Regions from separate parts of the Homo sapiens genome. Here regions 1, 2, 4 and 5 are each linked to region 3. Evidence: chromatin contacts called from ENCODE Hi-C data. All regions are on one chromosome and are shown on one strand. Each heading gives the region's core, a stretch centred on a gene start or an enhancer-like site at or near the end of the contact. The rest is flanking DNA. Distances are from core to core; before and after follow the strand shown.

The links. Hi-C counts contacts between places; a loop is a spot of excess contacts on that map. Pooled maps may share reads with other maps.
Region 1: a map of naive thymus-derived CD4-positive, alpha-beta T cell shows a loop between it and region 3 (13-fold over the local background). The contact joins the promoter of NAXD here to the promoter of ABHD13 in region 3. A Hi-C loop is called at or near these places in 2 of 168 maps with a recorded cell type or tissue (CD8-positive, alpha-beta T cell and naive thymus-derived CD4-positive, alpha-beta T cell), 4 of 37 single-sample maps with no recorded cell type and 11 of 50 pooled maps.
Region 2: a loop to region 3 is called in a map of B cell, with 7 times the contacts of the local background. The contact joins the enhancer-like site here to the promoter of ABHD13 in region 3. A Hi-C loop is called at or near these places in 1 of 168 maps with a recorded cell type or tissue (B cell), 1 of 37 single-sample maps with no recorded cell type and 3 of 50 pooled maps.
Region 4: a loop to region 3 is called in a map of sigmoid colon, with 6 times the contacts of the local background. The contact joins the promoter of ARHGEF7-AS1 here to the promoter of ABHD13 in region 3. A Hi-C loop is called at or near these places in 2 of 168 maps with a recorded cell type or tissue (naive thymus-derived CD4-positive, alpha-beta T cell and sigmoid colon), 1 of 37 single-sample maps with no recorded cell type and 11 of 50 pooled maps.
Region 5: a loop to region 3 is called in a map of OCI-LY7, with 29 times the contacts of the local background. The contact joins the promoter of ANKRD10 here to the promoter of ABHD13 in region 3. A Hi-C loop is called at or near these places in 6 of 168 maps with a recorded cell type or tissue (B cell, CD4-positive, alpha-beta T cell, CD4-positive, alpha-beta memory T cell and 3 more), 7 of 37 single-sample maps with no recorded cell type and 19 of 50 pooled maps.

Annotation. Positions count from the first base shown.
Region 1 is chr13:110,614,180-110,617,035 of GRCh38, reverse strand. It overlaps NAXD (NAD(P)HX dehydratase), which reads right to left and starts at 1,491. Exons shown (of 10, transcript NM_001242882.2): 1 at 1,389-1,491. The coding sequence starts at 1,434. It overlaps NAXD-AS1 (NAXD antisense RNA 1), which reads left to right and starts at 683. Exons shown (of 1, transcript NR_182301.1): 1 at 683-2,856. RefSeq lists enhancers at 462-511, 532-581, 1,483-2,410 and silencers at 862-1,021, 1,032-1,281.
Region 2 is chr13:110,470,235-110,473,185 of GRCh38, reverse strand. COL4A2 (collagen type IV alpha 2 chain) reads right to left here. Exons shown (of 48, transcript NM_001846.4): 29 at 36-257. Among named protein-coding and RNA genes, the nearest start is that of COL4A2-AS2, 8.4 kb to the right of the region's middle. RefSeq lists enhancers at 1-222, 951-1,090, 1,211-1,260, 1,271-1,510, 1,581-1,680. Within about 2 kb of position 1,250, at least 11 of the 41 ENCODE cell types and tissues checked have a DNase peak (open chromatin) inside an H3K27ac peak, as active enhancers do; they include B cell, where a contact is called at or near this core.
Region 3 is chr13:108,217,142-108,219,905 of GRCh38, reverse strand. It overlaps ABHD13 (abhydrolase domain containing 13), which reads right to left and starts at 1,514. Exons shown (of 2, transcript NM_032859.3): 1 at 1,247-1,514. It also overlaps a transcript of LIG4 not described here. RefSeq lists a silencer at 992-1,231 and an enhancer at 1,512-1,841.
Region 4 is chr13:111,147,234-111,149,933 of GRCh38, reverse strand. It overlaps ARHGEF7-AS1 (ARHGEF7 antisense RNA 1), which reads left to right and starts at 1,369. Exons shown (of 3, transcript NR_046516.1): 1 at 1,369-1,408. All of the region lies in intron 1 of ARHGEF7 (Rho guanine nucleotide exchange factor 7), which reads right to left. LOC101060553 (a long non-coding RNA gene) reads left to right here. Exons shown (of 2, transcript NR_120398.1): 2 at 1,229-1,737.
Region 5 is chr13:110,913,674-110,916,511 of GRCh38, reverse strand. ANKRD10 (ankyrin repeat domain 10) reads left to right here and starts at 1,443. Exons shown (of 6, transcript NM_017664.4): 1 at 1,443-1,787. The coding sequence starts at 1,578. RefSeq lists silencers at 602-761, 892-1,551, 1,822-2,191 and enhancers at 129-803, 2,302-2,431, 2,155-2,831.

The DNA of each region.
Region 1 (2,856 bases), core at 242-2,741, 2.4 Mb before region 3:
AATTTAAGGTAAAGAGCTACAAATAAATCTCTAAATAAAGTGTTAAGAAGCCTCCCTGCTGGTGTGAGTGAGGTGCAGTGTAGAGTACCCTCTCAGCGCCACCCAGTGCATTCTCAGTGTGTGCTGATGAAAACAAAAAGCCAAACTCTCTGACGATGCCCAACATACACACAAGGTAAAATCTATCTAATGACTACAGCAACAAATGGTGCGTTTAACCATTTCGGCCACTCACTGGCTGGAGAATCCTGGCTAAGTCACTTTCTCTGAGCTTCTATTTATCTTCTATACCAAGGTGGATAACAGCAATCTCTCCTTATGAGAAATGAGATATACACGAACTACTTCCTGTATAAAATATGTTAGATACACCAATACCAACAAGGCAAACAGAAAGACAAAAAAACCCTATGAAGAGATGGGGCTCCAAGCACTTGCTCAGCTCCTGTTTAAATTCTTTCTACCTTATCCGTTCTATTTGAAAAGGCATCTCAGCGTGCAAGGACCAGCCAAGGCCAGGGCAGGGCCCTCGGGGACATCTGGCCAGCACTTCAGGTTCTGGGGATGACTCAGGTGAGCCTCCCTCCCCAAGGGACCTCCTACACGCACACACACACCCCGAACCGGGGGCGGGCGAAGGAGGCCTGGCTGGTGGAGTCCTTTTCTGCGGCCCAGGCGTCGCAATATCCAGTCCCTCTCGTCCAAGGACGTGCAGGGTCTGTACTTGCCCAGTCGCACTGGGACTTCAAATTGGGGATGCAGACACGGCCCTGCTCCTGGTGTGCGCGAAGCCCGCTCAGCCGGCCAGCTCGCCTGCACGCCCGCCGCGTCCCTGGGCCCCAGGAGGGCCCCCGTATCCAGCTCCGACCAAACAGCAAGCCCGCAGTTGGCGAGCATCTTTCCCAGACCGGGAGCGGGGACAGAGCAGAGCAGACGGATCCGACCAGCGCACCACGGCGCCCCAGGGCCCTCCTACCGTCCTCGGCCCTCGGCCCCCCGTTCCCCGGCCACCGCGCGGGCTCCGCCGCTCCTGGGACGCGCACTGGCTCCGGCCCGGCGCCACCCTCTGCCCCTCTGTCACCCCGCACGGAGGCTCCCATCACCCAAGCCGCGCCCAGCCGTCGCCGCGCCGTTCCAGGAGGCCTCCGTCCTCTCCCTACTCCGCCCCGCAGGCCACACGGCGCCCCGGCCCCGCGCGCGGGCTGCCCCTCGGCGGCGCTTCCCCCCCGCGAGCCAGCAGAGGCGGTCAGCGGTCGGGTACCTGCGTCCAGTGGCGGCCCGTACAGCGCGAGTGCGGCCGAGAGCAATGCGACAACGACCGCGCCGGCGACGGCAGTTCCGGCCCCCGCGCGTGTGACCATCCCCGGGCCAAATGGAATCGACCTTACCTCGTCTGCAAGCCCGGATTGCCCCACAGCGAGGACCCAGGGCCATCGGGCAGCATTCCGGATTCCCAGCTGCCCCCGCGCCGTCGCCGGAAACACAGCCATTGGAAGCGTTTTCCGGTTTCCCGACCGCCTCCGCGCGGCTGTCGGCAGTGGGATCCCAACTCGCTCAATCACACCCGGTTCTAGATGATTGACAAGCGCGACGCCCAACCCGGCCTGGTCCCAGCTCTGGCCTAAGAGGTTCGGCTGGAAGGCAGGTTGAAGAGTTAACAACGATCTGGTTCAGGGTCTGGTTTGTGTTTATCGGCCCATTTTTAGGCTTGCGGCGTTATAGAAAATGATTTTGCTGGCAGGTGGAGTGCCGAGGCCCACTATGTGCCCCCAGTATAGCAGTCAGGTGCCTTTCTGCTCCAGGCGCAACCTCTGCCCTGAACCCCAAACCAGCTCGCTGCGAGGCCCCTTCGCTTTCCACCGTCTCAGGTCAGGGCAGCTCCATCACTCCAACGCTGAGGCCCAAACCCCTGGAAGGCATTCTGACCTCTCCTGCCCTCCCACCCACGCTCCTCCTGTGGCTGATGGCCTCTTACCTCCACTGCCGCCCTATTTGAAGCCACCGTCATGGTGCTAAAAGAAACTTGTGGGGCCAGGTGCGGTGGCTCGCGCGTGTGATCCCAATGCTTTGGGAGGCCAAGATGGAAGGATCGTTTGAGCCCAGGAGTTTGAGACCAGCCTGGACAACATAAGGAGACCCCCTTCTCTACCAAAATTTTTTTGGAAAATTAGCAGGGGATGGTGTGGCACACCTGTAGTCCAGCTACTTGAGAGGCTGAGGTGAAAGGATGGCTCAACATGTCAGAGGCCTTTTAACCAGAGCGATTCCATCTTGAATAGGGACTGGGTAAAATGAGGGTGAGACCTACTGGGCTGCATTCCCAGGGGGTTAGACATTCTTGGCCACAGGATGAGGTGGTGGGCACAAGATACAGGTCACAAAGACCGCACTGATAAGATGACACAGTAAAGAAACTGGCCCAAAGCCTACCAAAACCAAGATGGCCACAAAAGTGACCTCTGTGTCCTCATTGCTCATTATTTGCTGATTATAACGTATTAGCATGCTAAAGGACACTCCTACCAGCGCCATGAGAGTTTACAAATGCTATGGCAACATCAGGAAATTACTCTATATGGTCTAAAAAGGGGAGGAACCCTCAGTTCCAGCAATTGCCAACCTCTTTCCCAGAAAACTCATGAATAATCCCCTCCTTATTTAGCCTATAATCAAGAGATAACTATAACTATGTGTGGAGTTAGTTCCTGCCGGTGGGTTCATGGTCTCACTGACTTCAAGAATGAAGCTGCGGACCTTCACAGTGTTACAGCTCTTAAAGGTGGCATAGACCCAAAGAGTGAGCAGCAGCAAGATTTATTATGAAGAGGCCGGGCGTGGTGGCTCATGCCTGTAAGC
Region 2 (2,951 bases), core at 1-2,500, 2.3 Mb before region 3:
GGATGGGGCCCCCGGCTCCCCGATGGGGCACTCACCTCTGAATCCAGGGGGGCCTCTGTCTCCGGGAAGGCCTTTAAGCCCAGGCTGTCCAGGCACACCAGCATCTCCCCGTGGCCCGGGCTGAGCTCCCAGGACTTCTCCAGGGAGGCCCCTTTCCCCAGGGGGCCCATCTGGCCCTGGCAGGCCGATGGGACCTGGGGATCCATCTGGGCCAGGGAGGCCCACTGCACCTTTGGATCCTCGGGGTCCTATGAACCCTAAAAGGAAACATGGGTGGGCCCCAAACCACAAGTTAGCATGGTGACGTTCTAAGAGAAGAGTCAAAAAGAGGCTGGAAACAGCAAAAATTTGGCTATGGGGTCCTCAGAAGGCATTCCTCAGCTCGAGCCCTTGTCCCTGTCGCCCTTTTTGGAACCTACAACCTTCGCCATGTCGTTCTGTTGGTTATGTTTCTTCTGCTTGCCCCGCCATTCGGCCCCCCAGCCCTAAAACTGAGTGAAGGTGGACAAGCCAACAACGCCTCCTTGGACCTCGATTTGCATAATTCATGGGTTCCCCTGCTTTGCAAATAAGCCCCAAAGAATAGCTTTTTGTGGGACCTTCTAGGTTGTGCTGAGTGAGGAACAGCACTTCGGGATGGAAAATCCCAGGGAGGCAGGAACGAACAGGGCCGTCAGAGCCAAAACGCTGCCTGCCGTAACATCTCCCTGGTAGAAACCCGTCACTGTCGGTTGGGAAACGCTTCAAAGAGGAACGACACCCCTCTGTTGTATTGACCATGAAAATCATCAAGTCCCAATCCCAGCACTTTGGGAGGCCGAGGCGGGTGAATCACGAGGTCAGGAGATCGAGACCATCCTGGCTAACACGGTGAAACCTCGTCTCTACTAAAAATACAAAAAATTAGCCAGGTGTGGTGGCGGATGCCTGTAGTCCCAGCTACTCAGGAGGCTGAGGCGGGAGAATGGCGTGAACCCGGGAGGCGGAGCTTGCAGTGAGCCAAGATCGCACCACTGCACTCCAGCCTGGGCGACAGAGTGAGATTCCATCTCAAAAGAGAAAAAAATAAAAAGAAAAAAGAAAATCATCAAGTCCCATCTGCGGATGGAGGGAAGGCAGCTGTCCTGTGTCTTTTGTGGGTGCCACTGGATAAAATGATCTCATCAGGTCACTTCCTTTTTCGGTGCAGTCAGCCCTGACATGGCCTCAGAATGAACTCCCACAGCTGACAGTCACGCAGTGCTCAGAAGGAAAGGCTTCTGAGGTCACCACCACCCCCGCTGTGCATGCAGGAGAGAAGCCTGCAACGATGAGACTGGCAGGTGATTCTGTGGGACAAGATCAAGTACACGGCAGGCTCGGCACTCCTATGTATGGATACGGAAAAGGGAATGTTTTCTGTGTTCTGTGGGGTGTATCCCACCAAAAAGATCCAATGAGCAGGGCCCGGGGACCTCCTGGGCCGGTAAAGCCATCACTGCCTGGGAGCTGGGAGTAACTGGAATACAGAATAAAGGATCTGGATTAACCTGACGTTAATCAGCTAGACCGTACTCAGAGTTTTAACGGTGTGATTTACTCACAATGAAGAGACATGACTTTCACTGGCAATGTTACAAACTGTACCCAGGGAGCCATGCACTTGGGTTTGCATGTGTGGGTCTTAGATCTGGAATAGACTCTCTGATTTTTGCAATCCTTGAATTGGGCATTTTATCCTCTTCTGCATGTGGCGACAGAAGGGCAGTATATTTCAGCACCATAAAAAGTGACATGCGTTTCAGAAACTGATCAGTTCCTCAATCACCACCCACCCCCAGCCTGCCCCAGCCTCCCTGTTCATGACGTAAGGGCTCACATTTGATGGTGGAACAGGCTCCCAACTCACGTGGGCAACTGTCCAAATCACCTGATAATGGGTGCATCCCATCCATTCCCCCCTACAGGGGAGCCCCGTGTGGCGTTCACGCACACATGGCTGGGCACTCCAATCACAATTACCAGAGAACTTTCATACTCACAGCAAGAAGCTGTTCAGGAATTATTATCCTTCTCTCAAAATCATGAATGCTTAAACTTAGTATATATGAAATCATGAGAGTGGCAATGTTACACTTCTAAATATTTAGACACTTCCAGCAGGGCAACAAAACCACAGAGACCAACCCCTGGGGCAGAGGCATGGAGACTTCCTTTGCTTCATTCGAATGCAGAGTTGTTTTTACCAGGGCCTTGATACAGACACAGGAAGCCTGCTTCCCAATTTTGCAAAACATGGAGAAACGCATCATATGAAAGGAAACAGGGTCAGGGTTTGGAACAATCCCTACGGGCTGCAACACAAAATTCCGAAAGATACCATCTATCAGGGACGGACAGACACTTCTGCATTGAGGCTTAAATCAGCTATCTGAGTGGAGGTCAGGGGAGGGGCAGGGTTCAATTAGTCTTCACTGGGAACATTTGCAAGATGTTCAACCTAAGGGCGCAACAGTCCCGATGTTCTGTGTGATATTCCAGACATGGGGAGCGCTTTATTCAGTTTCTAGAGCCCAGTTGGAAAAGAATCCTGATAAGTGGGGGTCCTAGAAGGTTGCTCAGAATTCCAAGGGCATGGAACGATGTCATTAAAAGAAAGTATGTGTTCCCGGGGTCAGTTCTGCCTGTTCATGAGACGTCTGTGGGAGATGTGGCCGCCTCTCTCAGGGTGTGTGGTTATGAGGAAGTCAACTGTGTGGCTCAGGAACAGCCCGGTGAGAACTCCCTGGGAGGCAGGCTGTATTCCAGGGAGGAACTTTCTAGCAACAAGAGGGTTCCAATGTGCCACAGGTTCTAGGTGACAAGTGGGACTCCAGCAGAGGCTGCAGGAACCTGCCCAGGACCCTGTGGAAGGATGTTTCATCTCGGGTGGAAAGTTGTCCACAATGGCTTCCATGGTTTCATTAGACAAA
Region 3 (2,764 bases), core at 265-2,764:
ATCTGAACACAGGAAGTAATCAGAGCAATGCACTCTTTCTCTGTTAAAACCAAACTCAGGTAGTAGATCCTCTAGAAAGCTTTCCTTGGACCCCTATTCCCTCCTGCCACCCATTCCACATTCTGTAGTTTGTGCAAACTTACGTGGCAGAAGTTACTATTACAGCGTAATTAACCTGCTTACACAGGCTGTGAGTTCCTCGATGACAGAGACCTCGTCCTATTCAACTCTACATTTTCTGTACGCAGCAGTGCCTGATGCATAGTGGGCCTCTATTAACGATTATTTAATTGAGCAGCTGATGTCTTAGGTAGGATATCATGACATTAACACTAAATCGGCAATCAAGAAATCTTACACAGTAAAATAAAATTTGATATTTTAGTCAAAGACGAGTGATTTCCCTAAGCATGCATACAAATAAGTATTGATCCACGAACCCCCTCCCGTCAAAAGAGATCAGTGAAAAATCCAATATCAACACACAAAGCCAATATACTCATCTCTTTCTATCCAGTTACTATCACATAGTAAACATAAATAAGAGTTGTTAAATGGGGACGGACTTTTTTTTGGTTTCGATACCTTGGGTAGTAATACTAGTAATTCATTTTACTTAAATGTTGACTAAAATCTACAGCAAAATTGACTTCGATTGTATGGGGTGCTTTTTTGATGTTTCCTGAATAACCCCAGAACTTCCTGTCATGATATTCACAGGTCTAAACCTGTTACTGTCGTGATTAGATCGGGGCTCTCCCTCTCTCCAACCTAGTAGCTGGAATTATTCTATTTTACTTTTCATGTCTGTGTGGGAGGGTGGGGGAGCGGAGGGTTGGATTTTAGGGATCTTAGGTTTGTACACATTACTGGAAATACAATTGACATAGAACACTAAGATACGTTTTAGGTTCCAATTACAAAACGACACCCGGCGAGCCTCTGGCAATGCGCGCACCTTAGTTTCCAAAACAGGTATTTGGCTTCAGTTTGCTTCCCCTGGTGAGTGGTGAGCGGAGTCGGGGCGGCCGGCAGGGCTGCACCCCGGGCTGGTCCTCCACAACCCCCGGCGCTCGGCCCCCGCACGACCCCCAGGGGAAGCCGCACTAGCCCCGGGGCTCCCCCCACAGCCTCCCGGGAGGGTTTCGCGCCCGCCTGGAGGAGCCGGCGGCTCCCCGCGACCCTCCTAGAAGGAGCGGACCGGCGCTCGGGCCCCGCGGGCTCGGGGTCCCCGAGCCGCACTTACTCAGACTCGCGGACAGGCTGCGCAGTCGGCCGCGGGCACGAAACCGGGCGCCGCGCAGCAGCGTACCCCCGCGTCGCTTCCGTCGCTCCTCATCATCCTCCTCCAGCCCAGGGGCCGCTGCCGGCGCCACGGTCTAGCCCGGAGCTCCTGCTGCGAGCTGTGGCCCCACTTCCGGCCCCCGCTCGGGTGTCGCCGGCAAATGCCCCCGCCGGCTCCCACATAACCTGTTCTCCGTCTCCGCTCCCGGAGTGGGAACCCTGCCCGCTCTTCCGAGCATGCGCAGAAGCCGCTGCCAGTGAGCCCCCGCGACGGTGGCCCGGACGGAAAAGATACCTCGGCGGCGTGGGCCCGGCTCCCTGCTCCAGGACCTAGGGATCTTGGCCTTCCACCCTCCTCCGAGCACCAGGACTCCCTCCAGTTCCGTACCCGAGGCCTCCGTGGTGAAGAGGTGCCGGACCCGATGAGCTCGGGAGTCCACCATCGCTCTGCAAGCCGCAGGTTTGCGGAGCAATTTGTTCTGCCTGATAGGGTTGTTAAGGGTGTCGCAATGAGGTCCACGATTTAAAGCGCTTCCATAACTATTTTTCTCCTTTTACCTCTACGAGAGTGGACTGTCAAGGGCGAATGCAGGTTTTGTGAGGCCTGAACCTTGTGCCATTTGGAGAGCCCTTTTAAAGAAAAATAATGTAAAATTGTCTTATTTTTGCAAATTTTACCGAGGTACACGACCATGGGAACACCTCGTTAGGGCCCCTCTCAAGGCCTTGGAAGTGTTCGCAAAAATGGGCCCTTAAAACTTGGGCTTCATTAGCTTCGCTGTCAACCCCCCTGTGCACTGAAGTGTACACACTTGTTTACAGATGTGTGCCTCCCCTCCCTTGGGCTTTCCTTATTCTATGTCCCCTATTTTATATATACAGAGGATATTTCATAAATCTGTGGGTTTTTTTTTTTTTCCTTTTGAGATGGAGCCTCGCTCTTGTCGCCCAGGCTGGAGTGCAATGGCGTGATCTCGGCTCACTGCAACCTCCGCCTCCCTGGTTCAAGCGATTCTCTCGCCTCAGCCTCTGACCTAGCTGGGATTACAGGTGCCCGCCACCACGCCCCGCTACTTTTTGTTTTTGTTTTGTTGCTGTTTTGAGACGGAGTTTCGCTCTTGTTTCCCAGGCTGGAGTGCAATGGCAAGATCTCGGCTCACCGCAACCTCCCGCCTCCCGGGTTCAAGCGATTCTCCTGCCTCAGCCTCCGGAGTAGCTGGGATTACAGGCATGCGCCACCACGCCCAGCTAATTTTGTATTTTTCTTCAGTAGAGACGGGATTTCACCATGTTGGCCAGGCTGCTCTCAAACTCCCCACCTCTGGTGATCCACCCACCTCGGCCTCCCAAAGTGCTGGGATTACAGGCGTGAGCCACCAGGCCCGGCCTAATTTTTGTATTTTTTAGTAGAGACGGGGGTTCACCATGTTGGCCAGGCTGGTGTCAAACTCCTGACCTCAAGTGATCCGCTCACCTCAGC
Region 4 (2,700 bases), core at 120-2,619, 2.9 Mb before region 3:
CACATCCTGCAGCTCCATTACAGTAAGACTTTAGTTAATGTGTATAAAACTTTAAATGCTTAATCTTCACTTAATGCTTTTTTCAGGACTTTATGTATTTGTTATTACTGTGCTATACAGTATAAAGCATGTTCACAGTATTCCGTGTTATGTGAGTACTGTATATGTATGTGTATTGTGTGCATGTGTGTACTTATGACTGAGAATTAAACTAGTACAGTCATAGGAGTACATAATGCTGTAACTGAAACACAGTGTTTATTATAAAGAAATACTGCATATGAGTACTTGTAAGAAATTTATATTAAATAAGCTATCTTCAAACAAAAATACACATAAAACAAGGTTATGTATTGATTGGTTGGCAAAATGTTCTGGCCAGAGTCTTCGTGGATCCTAACGCTATATTTCTCCTCAGAGCAGTGTTGCATTTGTCAGTAATTCAATGATCAAGGTAACTTTCTAGAACATAACTACCACAAATAATGATAATTGACTCTACATTTAAGAGTATTAAGCCATAAGAATCTAATTGCTATGATTTTTTTCTGAACTGAGTTAACACAACTATTATGAGTACACAAATGATGAAAACAATATGTTACCATTTTTATAAATTATTACATATAAAAAGCAAAGTTTTATCTGGAAGTGTATTTCTTTTTCTTTTCTTTTCTTTTTTTTTTTCAGAGATAGTGGTCTCACTATGTTGCCCAGGCTGGACTTGAACTCCTGGGCTCAAGCAATCTGCCCGCCTCAGACTCCCAAAGTGCTGGGATTACAGGCGTGAGCCATCGCACCCGGACAGAAATGGTTTTTTTAATGAAATGTATAGGGCTTTTTTTTTAGTTTGTTAATTTACCCCTGAATGACTATCACTTTTTGCTAGAGTGAGGTATGGCCCAGCATCGCTTGTTTTCCTGTCTTGGAGGATTTTTATGCAAACCCGGAAAAACTTTGTTCACAAAAATAAATACTTGAAAACGCAAGGAGATTTGTCATGATATATCTTAACTCTTTGAAGTCTTCTGAGTTACATGGACAAAGTCCAGATATGGTCTCTCGTAAGTTAAAAATATTTTAAATCATTTATTAACATCTTGATTAGGTCTCCTTTGATTTCTGTGAAAGCTAAGAAGTGGAAACCCCTGAGTAGCAACATTTCAGTCGTTAAAGTCATTGACTTCTTAATACCATCAATATTTCTCATTGTCTCTTTGTTACATAGCCTGGAAGTTTTCCATCTTGCAGCAGTGCACCTCAGGAAGATGACAGGTGCAAAGTCTGCCTTTCTGTATGAATTGGGAGAATGGCCATCATGAGAGAGGAGATGGGACGGCCCAACCAGCTTCATGTCTTCCATGGCTTGGCACCTTCTAAGGCTAGTCAGTTTTAGGTGACTGTGTATGTAAGTTGAGGGTCTGGAAGTGGATTCCCTTAAAACCATCCTGTGCCTGCATATCCCTTGAAAAATATTTCTGTACATGTACATGGGTACCTGTAGCAAGCTAGGTCAAAGAACACTGTACCTAAAACATACTTGTTTGGAAAACTGTAATGTCAAAGAGTCAAAACTTTATAGTAAGTAGTGCCTGGCTGTATAACAAATATGTTGTGTCACACTGGACAAGTCACTTGACCCCTTGGGTCTATGCCTTTGTCCCTGATTTAAGGCTAACACATCTTTTTGCACAGAGTGGCTGGGAGGATGAAATGGGTAATAAATTAATCCAGCAATATTGGGCTTAGACTCCATGGCAGATGATGGCATAAGCACGGTGAATGCAAAGAGTGAGACGCACAGAAGCTTGCACACAGCATGGCAAGTGTGGCCACGGAGATGTAGACTCAGCACTACAGAAGCATGGCAGAGGGAAACCTAAATTCTGCAGAGATAGGGCAGGGCTAGAGGCTTAACCAGCATAAAAGGTGACCTCGGCTGGGCACGGTGGCTCACGCCTGTAATCCCAGCACTTTGGGAGGCCGAGGCGGGCGGATCACGAGGTCAGGAGATCGAGACCATCCCGGCTAAAACGGTGAAACCCCGTCTCTACTAAAAATACAAAAAATTAGCCGGGTGTAGTGGCGGGCGCCTGTAGTCCCAGCTACTTGGGAGGCTGAGGCAGGAGAATGGCGTGAACCCGGGAGGCGGAGCTTGCAGTGAGCCGAGATCCCGCCACTGCACTCCAGCCTGGGCGACAGAGCGAGACTCCGTCTCAAAAAAAAAAAAAAAAAAAAAAAAAGGTGACCTCTGAGTTGGAAGGGTGAAGAGGCAAATGGAACTGCATCTCAAAGGTGTGCCATTTTGGCAGTCCAGGGTGTTCTCAAGGATGGCGAGTAAAAAAGGGCAGCTGAGATCATGGGTGAAGCTGTGGTGGAAAAACATGTTTGGAATATTGTGATACAAACAAGATGGCTGAAAGTCCCTTTAATATTTCGCTGAAGAAGCTATACAAACGAATGGTCAGTGAGCACGTGAAAAACAGTTCAATCTCTTTAGTCATTAGGGAAATGCAAATTAAAACCACAGATAACACTGCACCCCACCAGAATGGATCAAATGGAAAGGGCTGACAATATATCAAGTGTTGGCAAGGATGTAAAGTAACTGGAATTCCCAGACACGACTAATGGGAGTGTAAATGGTATGCTTAGAAAACTGGCCGTTTCTTGCAAAGTTAAATATACATCTACCCTAAG
Region 5 (2,838 bases), core at 194-2,693, 2.7 Mb before region 3:
TGCTGTATGAAGACATGTCTGTGTTGAGTGTTTACACCACTAGTTAACAACTTCCCTTTGTTAAATCTTAGGTTTCTATTTTTTCGTTTTATTAACCAATGCTGCAATATGCTTTCTCGTGCATCAGTACTTCCCTAGACATCTAATTGCCTTGTTCAATTTGTGACGTAGAATTTTGCAAAAAGGAAGTTTACACAGCGAAAAACTATATATACAAATGAAATAAAATACATGATTTAAAAAGACCGCATATTTAGAAGCAAAGGAAATATTCATAAACATTGTGGTTATTCCTCAATAGTGAAATTACTGATGCTTTCATAATCAGAATAAAATTACATATGTAATAAAGTCCGTGATACTGTCATTCAAAATAGGGGATTTGGTACTCCCTTACATTTATACAGTTCTCAACAAAAAGCCTTTTATTGTTTGCTCTGTCTGGTCTTCTCGCTTATCTCTTAAACTTGCAAACGTATAGTCCTAGCCCACCGCACTCGGTTCCGAAGAAGGCGTCCCTCGGACAAAACCGAGGAATCTGTCCTGCTCTGTAAGGAACTAGGGCTTGCTGATTCCCAGATTTTAACGAGAATCCCTGCTCCCCGTAGGCGCTCCATAAATTTTTACTGGACAACTTCACCGCGCGCTACTGGGCCTCCGGGAGACCCGTGACTCCCACCCGCTCTGGGCGCGGGCCCGCAGAGCCTCAACCCGCGCCCCCGGCAGCCGGGATTCCCCGCCCGGACCGGCTCCCAGGCTGGAAACATCATGGTCCGCACCCGGGGCGCAGCCGAGACCCACCGCGCCGGAGGCCCCGGGACCCGCTCAGACCGCTGCTTGGCCACTCTACGCCCCTGAGCCCCCCACACAGCCAGCCCCGTGACCTCCGAGCCCCGTGACCTCCGAGCCCCGTGACCTCCAAGCCCCGGAAGCCGCTGTAGGCAGCGGCCCAGCCAGGCCCCGCCCCCTCCACCGGAGCTCCACGCGTCAATTCCAGCCAGGCCCCGCCCCCGGCCGCCCCAGGCGTGGACCCAAGCCAGGCCCCGCCCTCTGCCTGGCTACTCCAGGCGCCCACCGCCCCAGGCGTCCTCTAGCCCAAGCCCAATGCCCGGCTGCTCCAGACGTCGACAGCCCCATGCCCCGCCTCCTAATCGGCTGCTGCTGGCGTCCTCTGGTCCAGGCTCCGCTCCCTACCCGGCTGCTCCAGGCATCCTCTAGGCTAGACCCCGCCACCTACCGGCCGCTCCAGGCGTCCGCAGCTCCAAGCCCCGCCCTCCGCCCGGCTGCTCCAGGCGGCCTCCGGCTCAAGCCCCGCCCCCTGCCCGGCGGCTCCAGAGGTCCGCGGCTCCAGGCCCCGACCCCTGCCCGGCTGCACAAGGCGTCCTCTGGGCCAGGCCCCGCCCCCAGCCCGGCCGCTCCAGGCCCCGCCCCGCCCCCTCTGTGCGCGCTCCGCTCGGCAGCCTGTGGGACGCGACCGCGGCGCTAGTCTCGTTCCTTTGTGCTGCGGCGGCGGCTTCTCGAGTCCTCCCCGACGCGTCCTCTAGGCCAGCGAGCCCCGCGCTCTCCGGTGACGGACCATGTCGGCGGCGGGAGCGGGCGCGGGCGTAGAGGCGGGCTTCTCCAGCGAGGAGCTGCTCTCGCTCCGTTTCCCGCTGCACCGCGCCTGCCGCGACGGGGACCTGGCCACGCTCTGCTCGCTGCTGCAGCAGACACCCCACGCCCACCTGGCCTCTGAGGACTCCTTCTATGGCTGGACGCCCGTGCACTGGGCCGCGCATTTCGGCAAGGTGGGTGCGAACGCTTTAAGGCGCCATTTTCCCCGGCTGTCCAGTGGGAGTCGGGGAAAGCGGGTCTGAGGTGCGGGGGACGTGGGGCGTGCCGGGATCGCGGGGCGGAAGCGGGATCGACGGCGCCTGTGCCCCGAGGGGCCTAGGGCGCCTGTGCGGCAGCGCTCGCGGCCCGGAGTCGCGGCGGGGCAGCCGGGGGGCGCGGGGCGGAAGCGAGGTCGGTGGCGCCTGCGTCCGGAGGGGCCTAGGGCGCATGTGCGGCGGCGCGCGTAGCAAGTTTCTAACAAGGCGGGCTCCAAGGGTCCCGGCGCCTGTTGGCCGGATCCTGTGCGAGCGCGCGCGCGCGCGGATGGTGCGGGGCCCTCCAGGCCGGGCCGGAGGCGCGAGCGATTTCGCAGAGCCGGGTATTAGGCCGCGAAGTCGCCCAGGCGGCTTCCGGGGAGCCGAGCTGGGGTCAGAGGCGCGCGGGGAATGCCCGGGCGCGGTCGACCTTCTGGTTCCGCACAGCCTCGCCAGTAGCCGAGGGCCGCGCTGCGGACGAGCTCAGCCGAGGAGCAAGCGCCCCGGCGGGACTGGAAGGCCCCGGCAGCTGTGTGGGATGGAGGCCGGCTCTCCAGCTTCTGGGTTTGCTTTAAGGCTTGTAGCTGGCCCCGCTTCAGCAAAATTAGTGACGGCTGTGTTTATCTTGGATCTAAATTACTGCAGAAGTGGTTAAATTAAGCAGAATTCTCTTCCCGTGGAGGCTTTACGTTCCCCTCTTTTTTCTTAAACTGAAAATTCTGGGGGAACACAGTGCTGCTTTAAGGTTTTAAAAGGTTGGATAGCTACCGTTTCCTCATCTGTGAAGTCGTTGGGGTACTTGCTCTCAGAAATCTTAAATAAGATTTCACCGTGCATTTCAGAAGTGACTGGTTTTAATTAATATTTCTTAATTCACTGAAATTCAGGGATGTGTATAGTGTTTTTCTCGTAAGTGATGAGATGGGGTTAAATGGTTTTGCAGAAATATGTGAGAGGTAATGTGAAATAAGTTACTTTAAGAAGGCCTGGC